2 separate regions of the Homo sapiens genome follow, and region 2 is linked to region 1. A link is a loop called in an ENCODE intact Hi-C map of the cell type or tissue named here. Cell type or tissue: endothelial cell of umbilical vein. All regions are shown on one strand.

Region 1 (2,500 bases):
TGCCCAGCTTTTTGGAGATGCAAAAGAAGAGGACATATTCAAGTCATTTAAAACTGAAGAGATGACACTGGCATGGACAAAATAATCTGGAAATAAAATAGTGTCAATAGACAAGTGTTAAATAATTTAAACCAACTAGCAGGTGAGGGGAGACAGAATGCCAAGACCAGAAGTTAAAGTCCACTCCTCACCCTGCCTGAACCACAAGGCCTCAGCAAAGGCTCCTCCTTTGAAGATGGGCACCTTTGTAAGGTGGGCCTTTCACACTCCTGCTCTCGTCCCCACTGCCTGATTGGTGGCTCCAGACACACTGAGCTACTCACTTTCTCCTAAATATTTCACCTTCACATCTAACAGAGGGTGAGACAACGGGGTAGGGAACCCTAGTAGATGACTTTTTGGATAAATAAATAATGAATAATGAATAACAGGGCCGGGTGTGGTGTCTCACGCCTGTAATCCCAGCACTTTGGGAGGCCGAGGTGGGCGGATCACCTGAGGTCAGGAGTTCAAGACCAGCCTAGTTAACATGGTGAAACCCCGTCTCTACTAAAAATACAAAAAATTAGCTGGCTGTGGTGGTGGGTGCCTGTAATCCCAGCTACTCAGGAAGCTGAGGCAGGAAAATCACTTGAACTCGGGAGGCGGAGGTTGCAGTGAGCTGAGATCATGTCACTGCACTCCAGCCTGGGTGACACAGTGAGACTCTGTCTCCAAAAAAATAAAAAAAAAAAGAATAATGGATGAATGATACAGATGACCATTAGATTTTAATGTTTCCATAATCAGGAAATTAGTCAATGGATTTTCTTCTAAGACTCTAATCCAATCTTGTTTTTTTCAAATATTTTTGACTGTGACTCAGAGTAAGAATATATTTTATATCACAGCCTGGTGTGTGTGTGCGCACACACACACACACACACATGCACACACACACTCTTCATAATTTCCATTAAAATATTAATGGAAAATAACAGTGACCCTTACTACATGTGAGGCACTCTCATTTGTTTTCCTTTTCACTTCTCTTCCATCTTAGTAATAAAAAATGCTGACTGCAGCAACAAAAGTGACATCATGATCCACTAATGGGTCGACATGGGCAGTCTGAAAACACTGTGGGCTATGACACAGATTCACCATTTCCTGGGCACTACCTAGTGCTGTACTTTAGGAACCCTCAGCTTTCAGGGAAGAAAAGACCTTCCCAGAAATGCTCACCATCCAAGCCCAGCCTCCTGCCTCTCCCTTGACAGCCATGTCATTCTCCTGTTCAGCTCAGGCAGGAACACACTGAGTCATCCTTACTTCCTCTGGTTTGCCCACCTGCCAAGACATTAAGTCAGAGGCTAAGTCAAGTAGCTGTTGCCACGGCAATGAATCTTGGGCCAATTCCTCATCTGATGGTCCTGGTGTCTCTGACTAATTCAGGAACTTACCACCCCTTAAAGAGTTCACTGCAAAAAGTGCCATATAATCATGACCCACTCCAACATGTGACCCAATTTTCAGGGTAAGGAGACCCTCTAGTTAGGGAAAGGGGATGATGGTCAGAGGGGACTTCACAGCAAAGGAGACTCGAGACCTGGGCCCTGAATGTTGGGGAGAAGGTTGTCTAATTAATAGTACAGATGACTCACATATTCTCAACGGGATTGCTTTCTTAGTATTTGCACTATTTGCAGCAAGTCAACAACCCAGATCTTTGTTTTAAAATGTTGCTTCACATATTGAGCAACTGGGACTTGGAGGCCTGAGCAAATGGGACTTGGAGACTGGAATCCAGAGCTTCAGTCTTAGCTCTGCCACTTCTCACTGTGTTTGACTTTCGGCAGGTCATAGAATCTCTCTGGACCTCAGTTTCCTCTTCTGTGAAATGGGGGTGATAGTAATGACCTTGTTTTCCTCATCGGACTTCTGGGGATGGGAGTGAGGTATGAGAGCGAAATGAGATCATGTGTATCAAAGTATTTTGCATGTGCTAAGCAAACAGTAGGTTCCCAACATATGTTAACTGAGAGGAAAGTCAGTTAACGTGCACTAACCCAGCTTTCGACTACTTTGTCCCTTATTAAAAGAATCAACAATTTCCCTTGGAATTATTTCTCCTTCTTTTAGAGGATTATGAAATTTAAATATGGAAATATAATTATTCAAAGAAGCTTTGAGAGTTAGATTATAGAGATTAGGGAAATCTATAATTGATCTATTACACAAAGATTATATACCAGGGTTTAATTTTCTTTTTCCTCATTGGAGACTCTACATGGGGTATACAGGTAAACTGAAGTTATTTATTTATTTTTCATGTAAAAATATGCTTGGTCAGGGAGAAGGTCCTAGCATCATGTTTTAGTGTCAGATGCAGGCCTGAGTTTTGGACTACTCATCAATTTCCACTATTGGGGTCAAGGGCAGCCGTGGCCTGGTGATGAAGACCCAAGTTTAGATACAGAGGGAACTGAGGTTCAAATATGAGTTTGAGTGGACCTAAAGG
Region 2 (2,500 bases), 190 kb after region 1:
AAACCAGATACTCCCTTGGAATGAGGCATGGTATGGTGAGAGGAAGGTCAAATTTGAAGTCCCTCAGACTTAAATTCTGTTTTTAAATTGAGTTCTCTACTTATTGTCTTAGCAACTTTGGGCAAGTGACTTAATGTGTCACAGCCTCAGATTCTTCTTGGGTAAGATGGGGATGATGACAATACCTAACCAGCCTTCCCACATTCACCCTTCCAGTCTGCTCTCTGAACTAATGCCAACATGATCTTTTTAGAACACAAATCTGATCACTGCATCTCCCTCCTTAAAAGCTTTCAAGGGCTCTCCAGTGCCCTCTATAAAAGCCTGCTTAATCTGGCAGATGCTTAGTCTAACCTCTACCAGGCTCCCTCCCTACCCTCTCCCATTCCAGCTGCAGTGGCCATTCTACCTTCCCCCCATGCTCTCCCCTGCCACAGGCCCTTTGCACATGCAGTTCGCATTCACCAAGTATTCTTCCTACCTTTTCCACCAACTTGGCCATGCTTCAGCCTCATTCCAGCCTCACTCAAGCCTCACTTCCCCATTTCCTTAGTGAAGCCTTACTCCCAACCACATCAAGAGCTGTGGTAAAGACTCTAATAGCCTGTATGTCTCTCCTTTGTTGCACATGTCACCAGTTGTAAATTTACATCTGCATAATTCTTTGATGAATAAATTAAACCCAGCACAGGCCTGCAAGCTCCATGAGCACAGGGACTGTGTTGCTCAACATTTAACACAGTGCCTATAGAAACAGTCATAATGAATATAATAAAACCCCACAATAGCCAACATGTATGAAGCAATTTCTACATGTCAGGCACTTCCCAACAGCCTTCAGAATTAGTTTTCACTATTACTCTCATGTAACAAAGGGAAAGACTGAGTCACAGAGAGGTTAGGTAACTTGCCTGACATCACACAGCTAATAAGTGGTCAAACTCCAGAAGTCTGTTTACTGACAAACTATAGAAGGCTTTTCAGTCACTCAGTAAATGAGGCAGCATCCAGGGAGCAGTTCTTTCAGCAAGGAGGCTGGCACTGCTTAAGCACTTAATAATAATGATGATGATTATTAACAGATATTGAGTACTTATGATGTGTCCAATATTATTCTAAAGACTTTTATATGAATTAACTCATTTTATTCTCTCAACGACATTTTCTTTATGAGGGAGCGCTACCATTACCCTTATTAAGCAGACGAGAAAATTGAGGCTGGGAAAGATGAACTGACTTGCCCAAGATCACCTGGCTTGTAGGCAATAGAGCCAGAATTTGAACCCTGGTCCACCTAACTCCAGAGTCTGGGAAAAACCCAGCTCTGTGATTCTCAGGGAGGACCAGCCTCAGTCTCCTCTGCAGTAGAAATGGAATCAATTCTCCTGTATGTCACAGTTTTCTGAATTCAGTTCTACTTGTCAGAGGGCCTGTGCTTCTTATGGCACTGAGCCCACCCAGCTAGGCAGGGTATGGGGGGAGCTGTCCCTGGAGACGATAAAGCCAGCTATTTCCCCAGGGCCTCCAGCTGAGGAGGCTACGCTGTGATCTGATGGACAGCTGGGAAGTGACTCATGGGGCAGCCAGGGAGAGGGGAAGCCGGCGGGGACTAAAAAAAGACCTGCGACCACATATTATGCGCAAGGACAATCATCAACCATAACCACCACCACCAAGGCAAGCCCCGCCCTCTACCCCACACGCCCCTCAGGCTGCACTTGAGTCCTTCTGGGATCCTCCTGGGGGCCCCTATGATCCAGATTTCACCACTGGGCTGCGGCAGTTCAGCGCACAGGCTTTTGAGCCCAAGTCCCAACTCAACCACTTTGTAGCTGTGGCATCCTGAACTAGTTGCTGAACTTTTCTGAGCTTCAGTTTCTTCCTCAGCACAATGGGGATAAGAAACAGTCATTTCACAAGAAGAGTGTGGAGATTAAATGAAGTCATGTGTGTGGAAATCCTGGAATAGTCCCTGGTTCAGCAACTGGTAGTTCCCCCTGTGGATAAAATGCAGGAGAAGGCAAAGAAGAAAAGACAGACACGTAATACAATTTTCCTGGAGCACCCACTCATTCAGATTGACATTTTATCTTTGCATCCATTCACTGTTAAACCACTCCACTTTCAGTATAGAATGATACTATCGATAATAATAAAGATAAAGATAACAGTTATTAAGTGCATATGAGATGCTAGGATCAACGTTTCACATTCATTATGTCATTTTGCTCCTCACAAGTATTCTATAAGGCAGTCTGCCAAATGCCTAATTCAAATCTGGCCAGCCACTTGCAAGCCATGTCACCTTAAGCAAATTCATTAAACCTTCTGTTCCTCAACTTCTTAATCTGTAAAATGGGGATAATAATAGCGCCTGCTTTGTAAGGTTGTTGAGGTGGCTAGCTCTATTAAATGCTTATGCCCCTCTGATAGTGTAGACTTGTGGCTGTGGGTGGCTGCCCTACCAGAGACCATAATTTTCAGTCCCCTTACATCTAGT

The links. Peaks named below come from ENCODE experiments on the same cell type or tissue, not always from the same donor. Only the 100,000 strongest peaks of a DNase experiment are listed, where the experiment ranks them.
Region 2: it touches region 1 in a loop (3-fold over the local background); 1 of 110 quality-filtered maps calls a loop at or near these places.

What each region holds. Positions count from the first base shown.
Region 1 is chr12:107,514,463-107,516,962 of GRCh38, reverse strand. All of the region lies in intron 1 of ABTB3 (ankyrin repeat and BTB domain containing 3), which reads right to left. Among named protein-coding and RNA genes, the nearest start is that of PWP1, 170 kb to the left of the region's middle. RefSeq lists an enhancer at 1,177-1,471. In endothelial cell of umbilical vein, no CTCF peak of the experiment used is centred here; a DNase peak (open chromatin) is centred at 1,352; H3K27ac peaks cover 1,706 bases.
Region 2 is chr12:107,328,053-107,330,552 of GRCh38, reverse strand. All of the region lies in intron 1 of ABTB3 (ankyrin repeat and BTB domain containing 3), which reads right to left. Among named protein-coding and RNA genes, the nearest start is that of ABTB3, 11 kb to the right of the region's middle. In endothelial cell of umbilical vein, no CTCF peak of the experiment used is centred here; a DNase peak (open chromatin) is centred at 1,552.